2 separate regions of the Mus musculus genome follow, and region 2 is linked to region 1. Evidence: chromatin loops called from intact Hi-C (ENCODE). Cell type or tissue: left cerebral cortex. All regions are shown on one strand.

Region 1 (8,000 bases):
GGGAGGCATACAGGGAAATATGTATTGACCTTGTACTGATGAAGAATTATAACTTGGGAAAGTACAGGGTTAAAAAGAACGCAGATGAGATTTTATGTTTCTCTTTCAACAAAATTTATACAGTATATATTCTTATACACAAATATAAAATTTATTTATTTTACTCTCTTTCCCCTTTCCCTTCTGTAAACTTAAAATTTATTCAAATATCCTAGATCAAAAGGTTTGTACCTTTGTGTGCAGGGAGGTGTGTGAAAGGAGAAGGATAATTTAACAAAACAAGAAGTAGAATTTGTTAGGTTTTGTGACCAACTGTCCAGTAGTGAGTGCTAACAATTAAATATGATAACCAGAATCTGGATTAGGCACCTGTTAGATGATGATGTCACTGAATCTCTCTCCCGCCCCCATTTAAAATTCTGAGATGAGACTATTGGTATGTTGCCTACATTGGTATGCTTCCAACTCCTGGACAATAGTGATCCCTTTGCCTCAGCCTTTGAAGTAAACAAATATACAAGTGGATGAAGAGAAGCACTCCTGGCTTCACCCAAAGTTTAAAGAGCAAAGAAAATTCTACTAAAGATGATCCCAAACTTCCATGAAAACAGTCTTACAATATTGATTTTCTAAAGGATGTCAATTCTATAGACATGGAAGTGGGGAATTCTACAGGGGGGGGGCGTTAAGCTATACTTTAAAGTCATCGGAGAGTGGTGGAAATCAATGCAAACAGAAAGTGGCAGAATCAAGACAACTGACTTCGAGTTGAAGTGGTTTGAAACAGAAAGAGATCTTAGGCAGAAGAAAGGAGGCAGGTGAGAGATAGGTCAGGAGCTGAGAGTAAGATGAGGAAGCAGGAGGGGAAACAGTCTTGGATGAAATGGGAGCAGACAAAAGGAGACCTACTGTGGGTGCATGCATGCCTCCTGGGTAGTTGGTTCTCTCCTTCTATCTTGGGGTTCCAGAGATAAAACTCAGATCACTAGGTGTGGCCCTTTACCCACTGAGCCATCTGGCCAGCATATGACAGAACGATTTTAAGCAAGTTACTATCAAGCAGCTTCCCTCAGCAAGAGTTTGAATAGAAGGGAAGAACGTGTGAGGCAAGAAGAAACTGGTCCTGGGAACAAATGAATCATCTTCATGCTGTAGCTACACCCTAGACGTCCTGATTATTCACAAACAAATGTAGGTTTTCTGCAGTGGCAGTGAGCTTGGATTGGAAAGGACAGTGCCAATGTCATGTCAGGGAGCCAAACTGATGGAAATTAAAGGGCCCATGCTAAAGCACAAATGGTATCAATAGCAACTCACTCTAACAGTGTTCTCTTGTTACTGTAGAAAAGACTGCTATCAGACAGGAGACCCTAGGTTATAGGGACTCCTTGCGGCTTTTCTCTCGGTTGGATGCCCCTTGGTGGTGGTGCCGAAGTACTGAGTTCTTAGAGATGCTGTGAGGATGAATCACCATTTCCTCCGAGCTGGTTTCTGTCGTTACAAAAAGGGGATAGTGATTGTGTGTGTGTGTGTGTGTGTGTGTGTGTGTGTGTGTGTGTGTAATGTGACTCAGAGATAAGTGGCAAAGGCAGACTTGGGACTGTACAGGAACAGCTTTCATTGATGAGAAAAGAACTGCTAGGTTATATTTTTCTCTGGGTGGCTGCTCAATTATTACTTGAACAGCTCCTGGACTCCTTATGTAATTTCCCCATGTCTTGTTACTATTATCCCATAATCTAAGGTAAGGCAAGATTGCTTATAATATTTTATAATATTTTCATGCAGGAAAAATGTGCTGGTTCTATTTTGATATCTGCTGTGCTGTAGAATGTCAAAGGATCCAGTGTACTAGGTTCTCCTCTTCAGAGGAGGATGTTACATAAATGCACGAGTGAAATTCAGGGAAATTTCACTTAGACCAGGATGATGAGAATGACCTTTTGATAGGAACACACACACACACACACACACACACACACACACACACACGCGCACACGCACACACACACACACACACACACACACAGACACACACGAGCGGGGTTGGGGAGTGTGGTGGGATAAACACACACAGATGGGCACAATCTCCAGATTAAGAATGACTAAGTAAGTGTTAGGGTGTTCTGGAATTAACAAAAATTGGAACTATAGGCCCGTCCTTCCATCCCCAACCTTCACAACCAGCTAGGCAGGCAGGAGAAAACAGAGGTTCAAAAATATTACATAACTTGCCAGGGTCATAAAACTCTACATGATGTAACTGGAACCAGTGGCATCAGGATCTGCCTGACACCAAAGTCCTTGCTTGTTCCAGTATAGCTCCCAGAAACAAAACCAACCAACCAACCAACCAAACAAACACAGTATTTGGGAATTTGAGGGACCAGGGGATTTAAAATTTTTTTTTTCTTTTTCCTATTTCCCTTCTGACAGTCTTTAGTTGTGACGTTATGTTAGCATCCTAGAGGCTGGGCAAGATCAAACAGGAGGCATTTGTAAACAAAATGACTGCATAGCCTTTAATATAACCACAACAATTTCCTTCTTTCAGAGTTTTTATCTAGGATTTGATAAGGGGTGGGTGACCCAGAAGTGGTAGAGGTGGTGGCCAGGGTTAAGTTAGTAAAAGGATGAGTCTTTTCTTACCTTTAAGTTGTTTATCGGTTTCAGGACAACCCGTTGGTTATTCTCTTCTCTTTGTCAGCGTTTTTTAAATTTTGTTTTGTTTTGTTTGTTTGTTTTTTGTTTTCTCCCCCCTACTTTGTAGGTAAGGATAGGGTTTAAGGAATTCTATAGCACATTTCTGTAGTGAATCTGCACAGTAGCTCCAAAAAAGTTGAGGTCAAAGATGATTCCTTTATCTGCTTTGGGAAGGGATTGTGCATGTGCTTAGGAAAAGAAAAAAGGGATTTGTTCTGGGTCACGCTCCTTTCATACTGACGCACTGAGGGAATTAAAAGGGACCCCCTGTCTCCACGAGAAATGAACCGAGATTCCCTCACATTCCCGCTCTCGGAGACGAGTGACGAAAGCATTCACATACCTTCTTGGAGGGAAGAAAAAGGTGCTGGGGTCTGACGGGGGTGGGGTGTGGGGGGAGCCGACAGCTTCCGGCTCCCGGGAAGCCGCGTCAGGGGCGGGCCACGGGCCGCGGGCGGCGCAGGGCGCACGGGGCCCCGCCACCCCCAGGCCGCGCTGCCTCGCGTTCCCTGCCGCTCGTGCCCGGTGCGGCCGCCGCAGTCCCGGCGCCGTAGCGGGACGTGGGGTCCAGGGGGCGCTGTGGCCCAGCGGCGCGGGCGGCTGAAGCGGCCACCGCGGCGGCGCCCGAGGCTTCGCCGAGCCCGTCTGCCTGCATCGCCTCGGTTGTCCCGCCGTAAGCTGCGCCCCCGGCCGCGCTCGGCCGCGCTCGGCCGCGCTTTCCCGGACCCGCGTGGCTGAGGCGGCTGGAGGGGCGCTGGGCCTCAGTCCCGGCCGCTGAGACCGCAGCCCCCTCAGGAGTGCGAGGCTTCGCGGCGGAGCCCCGCTGAGGACGAGGCTCTCGGCTGAGTGACGACCCCCGGGCCATGGAGAGGCGGTGAGTGTGGCGCGCTGCGGTTCGGGGCTCGTCTGCTTGCGCCGCCCAGGGGTCCTGGCGCCAGCTATTGGGCCGGGCGGACGGAGCGTCCTGCCAGTGCGGCCGCCGCGGGCACCCCGGAGCTCTGGGGCCTCGGCCCTTTCTCCGTGGGTCCCCGGGAGATTGAAGGCGTGCGGGGGGCGACTAGGCCCCGAGTCGCCGGGAAGCCCTTAGCCGGGCCTGGGTTCCGGCGCGGCCGGGTACGTGAAGATCGGGCTGGCGGCCGCACCGGTGCCCTTCGCGTTTGTCCCGGGCGGGGCCGAGCGTGCCTTCCTTCCCAGGGCCCTTCGAGCACATCCCGGAGGGAGGCAGAGGACGCTTGTTTGCAAACAGCTTTGGCTTGCCTGCTCCGCGTACTGAGTCCTGCGGAGCCACCCCCTGGGTGGGGAGTGGTGAGTATTGAGGTGCAGAGAGTGCGGGGCACTCGGAGCCCCTGGTACTCCAGGAGTAGCATTCACGCCTCCCTTGCTGGAGACACAGCCTTTTGCGTCCTTTTTTGAGGTGAAATTTCATCACCTGCCGCTAGCTCATCCTTTCCTCCTTATGTTACATCTTGTCTCTGAGCGAGGTCTGCTTTGGAGAAAGCCCCATCCCATCTTTGCTATGCTAAGTTTCCTAGCTACTCACAGTTAAAAAAAGAAAAAAAAAATCTTTTAGGAAGATGTCTTTTCCACCTTTAGAGAGACAGGAAATGTTTTAATGCCCCAGTCCTTGGTACAAAAATGTTTTACTCAAATAGAGAACGGATGGCAAGAAGATTTTAAATCATACTAATTACCCTAATTGCAAGGACATGCCGAAAATGGGATATAAACTCAGTTGTACAAGAAAAATGATTTGTTTTGTTCTGGTAAGGATGTAAAAAAAAGTTAGTGATTGTAGTTTGACATTACACGTCAGATATTGGGTGCTTCTTGTTTATGATAAATGTGATTACAGGTTATTCTCATTTTTCTACTATATAGGACTTATATGTACATCTAGAACGTCAATGCATGAAAATATGTATATATAGTAGAAAATTTGGATACGCAGAGAGGTACTATATTGGCTTTCAATATGTACTTAATAACTGGAGAGAGATTACTAGTAATGTCATATGTTTTGATGGTCATTCAAAGTTTACAGTGAGAGTGTACTGATTTATAAAATTATTATTATATTTTGGAATTAAATTAAGAATGCCTGACTGGTCCACTTTACAGCCAGACATTTGTTTAAAATTTATAAAATATGTTACTAATTATCAGAGTTAGAGCCATCAGTTAATATGCATAGTTACCTGTAAGACTCCTGACTTAACCTTCCTACAGAGCGTGGGAATCTCCTGAGGTCTAAGGGGGTCATCATGTTGATGAATTTTGAGGACCCATTGTGTTAGTGTTGTAGCCTTGCCTTTGTCAGATCTTGTGTAAGCATTTTTAACTGTAAAACATTGGCTTGATTAGTATGTTGGTTAACTTAGGTTTTAAAAGTCGAATTCTTTTCTCAGTGTGTCTCTAAAGACCAATGTTAGAATTGGGGGTACTGATTAAAATATTCTATTCCTGGTCCCCTAAATCAGAATTGTAGGTATAACTCGAAGATCTTGATTTTTTTAAATCAACCTTCCTGATTCTTAGTACTACTAAATTTGGACATAATTGATAAAAGAGATTCGCTTAGGTGGACACAATTGTCCTCTCTCTAGCAAAACTATTACTCTTAAGTGGCTTACAGATGGTCTTCATAGCAACAGATAATGGTTTTGTAATGCAGATAGAAAAACAGCTGTTTCAGTCAACAAACATGGTAAGCCTTTGGTGGGAATGTTAAGGAAAACTATCTGGTTATTCATCTTGGCAATGAATAAATGTCAATATTGTCTGTAAAATGCTGTTAGGTATTTAGAAGGCTTTTAGAAGACAGCATACAAAAAGTATTGTATAAATTTTTAAAATATAATTTTAGGTGATAATAATATCAGGTTCTGTTTTAGGTGTTCTGGGAAATACAAAAATGACCAAGGTTTCTGCTAGCAATTAGCTAATTGTGGAAGCAGGACAAGTTTAATTAACTGTTACATGGCTGGGTCAGAAAAGTGTTGTAACTGAGTGAAATGAGGTAGATCTCTGCTTAGGGCTTCTGTGTCTCATCCAGGATCTTGCCCTTCAAGATGCATCCCTAAGGAATGGGAGGTCACTCTAGAAGAGGACTTGCTTAGAATGTGTAAGCCCCCCAGTTTAATTCTCAGAATTGAGAAAAAAATCATATGGAATGTTCCTTTATTTTCCAATTCCTGATTCAATGTTTTCTTTAAAGAAAGAGTAGCATGTGTCGCTTGGGAAGTACTAGTTTTATATTAACTCCCTAGTGAAGAAAGAACAAGTGAATGAGTAGGGATGAACTCATTCCTTCCTCTGCTGCTAAGCTGCCACTTTTATTCCATTCACTGAAGTTTATTTGGCTCCTCTTATGTGCTGGCCACAGACTGGTGGTTGCAAAGTACAAAGCTTGATTAAAAGATAATTGCCTAGATTTTAGTTTAAGTTCTTTTGTTTCTAGGGGTGGTATATACATGCTTTATGATTATTGATTGCATTGCATGCTGTGGTACAGAGTGTGGAGTCAGATGTGAGGAGCAATGAGATACTTAGGCTCTGAGTTTCTTATACTTTCTTGTAGTAATGGTAGCCCTTCCAGGGAAGTGGGCCGTTTGTTTCTGTGAGGTGCAAGTGATCATAGACAGGAAAGAGAAATGGTCATGCCCACTTTTCCTTTTGGAGAAAAGAAAAATAAAAGCCAGAGCGTGTGTACACTGTGTACTTATAGCTTGTCTTCTTGCTTTTCTTTGTTTCTTTCTTTTTTTAAGATTTATTTATTTTTATATATATGATGAGTACACTGTAGCTGTCTTCAGACACACCAGAAGAGGGCACCAGACCCCATTACAGATGGTTGTTAGCCACCATGTGGTTGCTGGGAATTGAATTCAGGACCTCTATCCAGTGCCCCTTTTCTTTCTTTCTTTCTTTCTTTCTTTCTTTCTTTCTTTCTTTCTTTCTTTCTTTCATTCTTTCATTCTTTCATTCTTTCATTCTTTCGACTAGTTCTACTTTTGGATTTTTGAAAAAAATTTGATGGGAAAATTTTTATTGTAATGTGCACATATTTTTCATTTCCTCTTTAACTAAACCAATATTCTCTATGCCTGGGATAGACGTGTTACTTTACTTCCAGCTTTACATTGGTCTTCACTTTCACTTCATTTTTGTATATTTGCCCTGCAGTGTGTGAATTAGTATATAGAGTGACATTCTTGGTATGTACTTATCGTTGGAAAATACCGAGTTGCAGATGCTGGACAAAAATACTTCATGTACTTTAGTTTAAGAACTGAAGAGTACTACTCAAAACATAGACTTTTCCTTATAATCTATAGTGATGAGAATCAAAGTTCTTTGTTTTTTTTTTTTTTTAAGATTTACTTATCTATATGACTGCTCTATTTGTATGTATGCCTTCATGACAGAAGAGGGCGTCAGAACCCATTATAGATGGTTGTGAGTCACCAAATGGTTGGTGGAAATTGAACTCGGGACCTCTGGAAGAGCAGCCAGTGAGCCATCTGCTCACTGAGCCATTTCTCCAGTCCCAAGTTACAAGAATCAGAGTTCTTATAACTTACATACATATACATTTATATGTGTATGTGTTTGTGTGTGTGTATATATACACATACATATGTGTCTTATAACCTTGATCAGTCTTGTTTACACTCTTTTAAGTCTTTATTCGTCTATAAAATAAAGCTAATAGTATACATTTTATAGGATTATTGTGAGGATTAAGTAAATCAGAGCTTGTTCTATATATAAATAAGCATTACTCTAGAAATGGAAAGTATATTTCTTTGAGTTTTGAGAAAGTTTAAAAGATTATTCATTATTCAGTTTTCTGCTAAAAAATAAAGCTAGCATGACCGATTGCAAAGATTGCCAAATTAAGGATGAGACAAGTTTACAGAATTAGTATTTTGATTATATAGTTAATAGAATGTCTCATGCTTCATCATAAATTTTATTTAATGAAATACTTTGAAATTGTTATTTATAAGTTCTCCATTTTATAAATTAGGTAGTGCTTTAATTTTTTTTTCTTTCTTTCTGTAAGGTCTGATGTGCCCTGAGCTAGCCTAGAACTTTCTGTAAGGTCTGATGTAGCCTGGGCTAGCCTAGAACTTGTGATGGTAGCTGGGGATGATCCTGAACTTCGATCTCTCATTCTACTTCCCAAGTGAGGGGATCATAGCCAAGAACCACTGTGCCTTGCTGAATTTATTTTAAATAGTCCAACTAAGAGACCTGAAGTATTGTAAAAATTTGAACAGTATGTATATTTGTAT
Region 2 (8,000 bases), 84 kb after region 1:
GATAGGATTACAGATGTGTATGCCTCACACCTCTTGTTTGTTTGAGGCAGGACCTCATGTAAGCCCTGATTGACCTCAGACTAGCTGTGCTGTTGAAGACAACCCTTGAACTTTTGCAGTGTTGGTTTACAGGTCTGTACTACCAGGCAAGTAGTTTACCAACTGAGTTACATTCTCAGCCCAAGAAATACTTTAAAACAGTTGTATTTCTTAGATTTCTTATTTAACAGTAAGTTGAGACAAAAAAAAAATAGATTGAGACAAAGACAAGTTTGTCATTGTCATTGACAATGGGAAGCAGTCAGGCATGGCACTGGGACAGTAGCTGAGAGCTTTACACAGGCAGCAGATAGAGCTTTTGAATCCTCAGAGCCCACTCCCAGTGACACATCTCCTCCAACAAGGACATACCTTATATCCTTTTAAACAGTTCATCAGCTAGGGACTATGTATACAAACACAGGAGCCTGTGGAGGCCATACTCATTCAAACCTCCATAGATTCTTATTTATGTACTGATGGGAATCAACAGATATGAGAACAATAATTACCTTCTTTAAATAGGATATTACATGCAATTCAGTTTCCCCTTATACTCTACCTGACATGTTCTGGCATGGTCAAATAAGACCAGCAGGTTCAATGTGATTTCTAATGAAGCTAGGGAAAAATTTCCCATTATACACTCTCTACAAGATTATGTTGATTAAAAGAAACTCTGACCTATCACAGAGCAGTTATCACACAGCTTTGTCTTTGTTCTCTGTTGTACCGAACCCTGGCATTTATTCTGGTTGTTATTTGCATTTCCAGTATACAGCACAGTAATTGCAGCTTCACCGTGTTCAATAAACATTTGTTGCCAATGAATAAACAAGTCATAGTTGGCTGATTGATTGTGTTGATTATTCACTCATTTGTCTCTGTACCAAGTGTGGAGTTTATATCAACAGTAACTGTTATCCATAATCCCATGTGTATTATGTATCCCAAAGCCACGCATATATAAGTTATGGTAAAGACTATGAAGGAAATAAACAAGAAAGTTAGTGTTGAAGGTCGTTTATGTGTAGGGCATGCTGCAAAGGCCTGTGTGAACCGACGTTTGATATTCCAAAAAGAACAGCCTGAAGGAAGACCAGAGGCAGAAAAGCACTGTTTATGAAATGAGTCCCTTGGTAAAGTGTAGTGAATGAGGAAAGAGTCCCATAAGAAGATGTTGTAGAGGAAGTCAGGGAGCAGGTCAGATAGACTGCAGGTTATGTTAAGGAGAATGTTTTAACCCTGGAATAATATCCCATTGCATGAATGCACAACATTTTCTTTTTCCTTTTACCTGTTGATGGACATCGAGGCTGTCCCCAATGTCTGGCTGTTACGAACAGAGCAGCAATGAACATGGATGAGCAAGTGTCTTTGTAGTAGGATATAGAGTTCTTTGGGTACATGCCCAAGAGCAAGTGGTTGCTGTAGTTGGATCTTGAGGTAGATCTGTTCCCAGCTTTCTGAGGAAACCCCACATTGATTTCCATAGTGGATATGTCATCATTTTCAAAGAAAAATTTGTTAATATACTTCAAAACAGAAAATTTTTTTAAATGCATTTTAAATTTTATTTTAGGTGTTGATTTTTTTTAATTTAAATAAAATTGCACGTTGAATTTTTTTGGTTAAGTTACAGCCATTTCTGTTTTTCATTTGAGAATTTGAACAATGAATACAGAATAACCTTCATAAGATCTGCATTGGCAGAACATTCAAACAGGCTATGATTTGGTTTATACCTTCAGTGGTCAGTTACATAAGACTTGCTTCTGCCCTCAAATGTTAATGCAAGGTAAGGTCACTGATTGTTCCTTAAAAAACAAAGAGTAGTAAATTGTTTAAAAGTTGGTTGAAATATATTGCTAAGGTCACTGTGAAGATCAAAAGAGGTCAGTGTCTGTTTATTCACTGTGTGCAAATGATGTGTGTGTGCACAAGTGCAAGGCCTTGTGTGTGGAGATTAGAGAACAACTGTGTAGAGTCCTCTCCTTCCACTTTCTACCTTTATATGTGTTCTGGGGCTTAAACTCAGGTCACTAATCATGTTTTGTAGCACGTTATCCACTAAGCCATTTCACCAGCCTCATGGGATCAGAATTTCTTTTTTTTTTTTAATTATTAGATATTTTTTATTTACATTTCAAATGTTATCCTCTTTCCTAGTTTCCCCTCCAAAAGTCCCCTATCCCCTTCCTCCCTTCCCCTGCTCCCCAACCCACCTATTCCTGCTTCCTGGCCCTGGCATTCTTCACAGGACCAAGGGCCTCTCCTCCCATTGATGACTGACTAGGCCTGACTAGGCCATCCTCTGCTACATATGCAGCTGAACCTTGAGTCCCACCATGTGTTTTCTTTGGTTGCTGGCAGGGAGCTCTGGGGGTACTGATTAGTTCATATTGTTGTTCCTCCTAGGGGACTGCAAACCCCTTCAGCTTCTTGGGTACTTTCTCTAGCTCCTTCATTGGGGACCCTGTGCTCCGTCCAGTGGATGGCTGTGAGCATCCACTTCTGTATTTTTCAGGCACTGGCAGAGTCTCTCAAGAGGCAGCTATATCAGGCTCCTGTCAGCAAGCTCTTGTTGGCATCCACAATAGTGTCTGGGTTTGGTGGTGGTTTATGGGATGGATCCTCAGGTGGGGCAGTCTCTGGATGGTCATTCCTTCCGTTTCTGCTCTGAACTTGTCTCTGTAACTCTTTCCATGGGTATTTTGTTCCCCTTCTAAGAAGGCTCAAAGTGGGGTCAGTATTTCTTAAATATTGTAAATATACTAGGTGATTACCTATTCAGCCTTGAACTCTCTTTGGAAATAATGTGATCCAGGTTTTGAACATCGTTATAGCTGCTTACTTGCTGCTTTAGTTTTAGGCAAGGCAGTTTGTTCATCTGTAAAGTGGAGGGGATTATACTTAACTTGAACATTTACATATGGCTAAGATTTATTGAGCAGCTTGGCTCACAGTTGTCTGTTAGCTGCAGTTCCAAGGAATCTAGTGACCTCTTCTGGCTTCCGTGGGTATCTGCATGCACATGGTACATGTATAGCACATAGCCTCTCTTGCACACCAACATTTAGAATTAGATATCCTAAGTTTTCCATTGCAATGTAGAATTTAACTTCTTAGCTTTGCACACAGCTTACTCAAGAGTTTCATGCAGAACCCAGCCAGAGGATCTCATCGCTTGCCCTAATGACTCTGTGTCTGGCTCTTCAGCTTCTTAGCTGCATATGCTGGTTTATACTCGTAGTCCTTGCAATTAGAATGTTGAGGCAGGAGGAAGATTGCTGTAATTTCAAGGCCTTGGCTACAGAGTGAAACTGTCTCAGAAAAAGAAAGTAGAAACATAACCCTTAGTTTCTTCCTGGATAAGATAAGTCTAGCATACCTTCTGTACTCTGTATATCTTAGTTGATTGGAAAAATCCAAAGTCCTCTATAAACTAAATTAGTAATAGTAGCTGAATATGTCCATTTCCCCAAATGGGAAAAAAGCTGCTCTAACTAATGTTAACTTTGATATGATTCTTCATCTCTTAGTTCAATTTTATGAGGCATAAGATAATTCCAGGCCATGAAAACTAGGATAGAATTTATTTTACTGGGAATGGCTTTCTTCCTCTACAAAGCTATGTGGTAAGTGACTATAGAATCCATGAAGATCAATCTTAACCAGAACCTGGGGAATTGTTGCACGGTGTGGAAAGGGAGAGGAAGGGAGGCCCCAGCTGAGCTCAGAAGGTGAGAATGAGGGATTAGAACATGGCCTGGCTGACTATGTGACCTGCTCTGGCTTTCTATAGCTAGAGCTGTGCTGATTTTTATTATTGAGTTGTATGTTTTGATTTTATTCTTCATAGCAAACTAGTATGGTTATTAGGAAATAGAAAACAGAACTTAAAACTCAGAACTTGTCATCTTTGATCATTTCCTTCTCCTATATAGATAAATGGATGCAACAATCTCTTAGGTACTGGTGTTATATAGAATTTGCCCAAGGGTAACTAAAATCTTGTTTTATTTTTTTCCTTGCTATGTATTTTCTGTGTGACCATGGCCAATATTTTTATTTTCATCAAGCTTTATTGAGTTCCTTATAAAATTGTAGATCTCACCCTTAGTTTTGCATTCTAGCTTCTTGAACTGCAGTTTTTGTTGTTATATTTGTTTGTTTGTTTTTGATTCTGTTGTATGGTAGTTAATATGGTTCACTCTTGATCAGTGCTGGTCAATATTAGTTCACTTGTTTTGTACCATGATCCTGATGGTTCAGTGTATTTTTTTCTTCCCAGGTTTTCTGTGCTTCCTGCTGCAGCCTAAAATGCAAACTGCTGTACATGGACAGAAAGGAAGCCAGAGTGTGTGTAATCTGTCACTCAGTGCTGATGAATGGTACGTATTGAAACAGCTGGATGCAGTCACTGGGCAGTGCAGAGAATTCCTATGAAAAGTCCCTTTTCCCCTGTTCACCTTCCCGAATGCCATAACTGTAACTGAAAACCCTGAGCTTAGTCTCCGTGCTTTGAAAGTATGTTAGCTTTGCAGAGCTCCTCTGTCAGATTTAATGAGCTAATGCTAAGGCTAGGTAGGTTCTGTGGGAAGAGTGAAGCCTTTGAGAAAGTGGTGTTGGGTAACTCTGCATGTCCCTGTCAGATGATGAGAGGGGCGGGCTGGTGTGTGTTGACTACATAGCTATGAGACTTTAAAATTGGGCCAAGGTTCTCCTCAGAACTTACTTTCTTAACAATGTTAATTTTCTTAGAAATAAGTATTTTAGCATCAAGTGTCAAGTAGAAATTTGTGCATTTATTTGCCAGTTATTTCTGAAAAAACAATATCTTTTACATGGGAAAAGAATATAGCCAAGAGAAGGAAGATAAAACTTAATCATTATTCATCTTTTATGGGACTAGAAATTAATCCATGGACATTTTAGTTAAAAAACAAAAAAAAAATATCAAAACCAAAATTCTTGAGTATTCTTGTGAATAAATACAGTAAAGCTTACCATGCGATAGAATTTTCTCTTTGGATGTGTCTTTGTACATTTACTAGAACAATTCCAAGTAGAAACTGGACACTGTTGCTAACTATGTCCCTGGCACCCTGGAGACTAGAATTTATCTGCTCTTAGATCCCTCCTGCTCTGTCTGTCTGCATTGCTCATAGTGATGTTTTCCTGTTGCTGGCTTATTAACCTATTGCATGTCAGTTTATCCGATCTGTTCTAATATCCTATGATCTACCTAATTTCCTCCCATTTCTGAATTCTTAAAATTTTGATGAAACACGAATCATTCTCTTTCCTCTTACGGATCAGTGTTTGGATGGTGGTTATGTCACTGAGTTGCTCAACTGATGTTTTTTTATTCCACGGCTTTCATTTGTGGATACAGATCCACAGACAAGAATATACAGCTTACTCACAGGACCTAATGCCTTTTTTATTTGATGAGGTCTTCCAACTTGATAGCAATTTGTTTTAACTTGGCATAGCTAAAGATGAAGGAAATGGCAGAGGATTCGTATGAAATCACTTACATTTTGTTAAGCCAAGGAGGCCCTTAACAGGGGATCCTAAGGTAATTACTTCTGGTTTTGCCAGTGTCTTTCCTCCTGCATGGCTTAGCCTGGTCTCTTTCTGAATATTTAATTTGATGCTTTTCAGTGTTCCCTCTTTTTCCTTTCTCCTATTCTCTTCCTTCCCTCTTCCTGCCAGTGCTTTCAAATGAACATAGCTTTTGTTACAAGCCATAGAGGAAATACATATTCAAAATAAATATTCAAAATCTTTTGGATCATTCCTTGATGTTGAATGGTGGTATCCTGTTTTTAAGGTGCTCAAAAATTGGGTAGTTCATGTTCTTGGCCATATAGTACCTGTACCTCAAAAAAAAAAAAAAAAACCCAAAAAACCTTTGATGTCTTTGGTTTCTGTAACTCCATCCATTCTGTTTACTTTTAAAGAGAATGTTATGTCAGTGTGTAGTTAATAAGATTATAGCTATGTAGACTCTTAATGTATTGTTGATCACACTGGTTGATCACACTCATATGATAGTGGCACATTTTCATGTTCAAGTAGATCCTATGTTTTTTCGACACTCCAAGTCCATGCAGTGGTTTACAGCTGGATACTTCTATAGAGGTGTTTTCTGAATTAAAGTGTAAACCATAGAAATACCGAGACACATACTCCCGAGCTTTAAGCTTCTGAATTTTCAAATGAGATTTTATCTCAGCTAAAAAGAACCTGAAAATCTAAAAATAACACTAAAACAGTAATACATTGGAATTATATTTTTTGGTCCCTGATTTTGATTTTTTTAATAGACAATATAAAGGTTATCTTAGTTGCAGATCTGATGTTATTTTCCTCCCTTTTAAGAAATACAAGGTCTCCTTTAAAAAAAATAAACAAATACACATAACTAACAGTAGTATCAACAGTCCTGGAGTTACTATTTTTCATCAAATAATTTGCTTAGCTAAGTGGTCTCTCTAATTGAATTAAAGCCATCTAATCCGGAATACCTTCACTAGCTGGGCGAGAGACATACTATGAGTGTTAATGAGGAGCAGCGTTATTTATCCAATATTGTCAAGGTCTTGATGTCCATATTTTGCAATCCATTCACATTGATTGTGTCTGTATTTGCTTTAGCTCAAGCCTGGGAGAACATGATGAGTGCCTCAAGCCAGAGCCCTAACCCTAACAATCCTGCTGAATACTGTTCTACTATCCCTCCCTTGCAGCAAGCTCAGGCCTCAGGAGCCCTGAGCTCTCCACCTCCCACTGTGATGGTACCTGTGGGAGTTTTAAAGCACCCTGGAACAGAAGGTAGGGGATCATGTGCTGTTCTCTCCTTTTCTTCACCATGTTCCTCTGAAAGGTGCTGATAGGGCTTTACAGCACCACTCTTTAAAACTCAGATAAGCCTCTGTGGGTGGCTATTAAAAATGAGAGATATGTCAAGATTATATGTGGGCAAGGAAAAAAATACCTGATATTTTGGAGGGACCTCTGAAAACATGTCCATTTCCCTCCACCCTAAGATTGAACTAATTTCAGTGTTTATACCTGCGAGTTGTAGACTTTGAAACCATCCTGTAAGGCCCTATATTCATACTTACTTAAATGTTCTTTGTAGGAGTTTGCCAAGTGATAAAAACGAGCCTTCTTCCTGCTGACCAGTCCATTCTGGTAGTGCTTTCAGAAATAAACATTGCCATGTTCTCTTTTCATGATTAATTTGTCCATTATAAAAATATAAAATATTACCTCATATATAGACCTTTAAATCCAGGACTTTAACTCTGATTATGTCATATGATAGGTTGTAATCTCAACTTTTGGGGGTTGTCACTTCTTTATGGTTATGATAGTGTCAGATGAAAGGCACACTAAATTTAGAAGAATATGAATTATAAATAAAACAATTATATATTTCCTTAAAATGACTTTATCAAGACGTTTCCCTTGTTATTTCAATCTGTCTTCGCTAATTTTGTGTCTGTTCACCTAGTAATGCTCCTCTCCCTTGTTAAGGCGTTCCTTCCCTTTGGAAGATCAGACTCTACTGAAATGATCGTTCTTCCCCATCTCTCCTCTTCTGGTCATCCCTTAGAATAGAATCCTTGTATTTTTGTGAGTTCGGGCTTTCTTAAAATCCTATTCTCTTTGCTTCATTTGTTATTTTTGTTGTTCTTCCCTAGTCTCTTTGTTTTGACTGTTCAGACTGATCTCCAAGCTGGACGTAAGGACACTGTTTCATCAAGTGCTGTTTCCCAGCCTTTCCCTGTCCCTTCACTAAGTGCAAAGCAGCACCTGATCAGCTCTTCCCCTTCAGCTCAGCTTAGCCGGACCTGCTCAGTCTGTGCCTCAATTCCTAGATGTCTGTGCCAAGTCTTCCTTGAGGAAGCAGGGTTTCTTCAGGATTCTTCAGGGTATCTTTGCCT

What was found. A loop is a pair of places that touch in the nucleus more often than their neighbours do. Peaks named below come from ENCODE experiments on the same cell type or tissue, not always from the same donor. Only the 100,000 strongest peaks of a DNase experiment are listed, where the experiment ranks them.
Region 2: it touches region 1 in a loop (2.0-fold over the local background); 15 of 42 quality-filtered maps call a loop at or near these places.

The regions. Positions count from the first base shown.
Region 1 is chr4:108,776,030-108,784,029 of GRCm38, reverse strand. It overlaps Zfyve9 (zinc finger, FYVE domain containing 9), which reads left to right and starts at 3,191. Exons shown (of 19, transcript NM_001384118.1): 1 at 3,191-3,577. In left cerebral cortex, CTCF peaks have their summits at 1,351, 3,293 and 6,532 (motif pointing right); DNase peaks (open chromatin) are centred at 1,830, 2,290, 3,225, 3,885 and 2 more places; H3K4me3 peaks cover 3,232 bases; H3K27ac peaks cover 3,230 bases.
Region 2 is chr4:108,692,202-108,700,201 of GRCm38, reverse strand. It overlaps Zfyve9 (zinc finger, FYVE domain containing 9), which reads left to right. Exons shown (of 19, transcript NM_001384118.1): 5 at 4,334-4,433; 6 at 6,706-6,882. Among named protein-coding and RNA genes, the nearest start is that of Cc2d1b, 76 kb to the right of the region's middle. In left cerebral cortex, a CTCF peak has its summit at 3,062 (motif pointing left); a DNase peak (open chromatin) is centred at 3,036.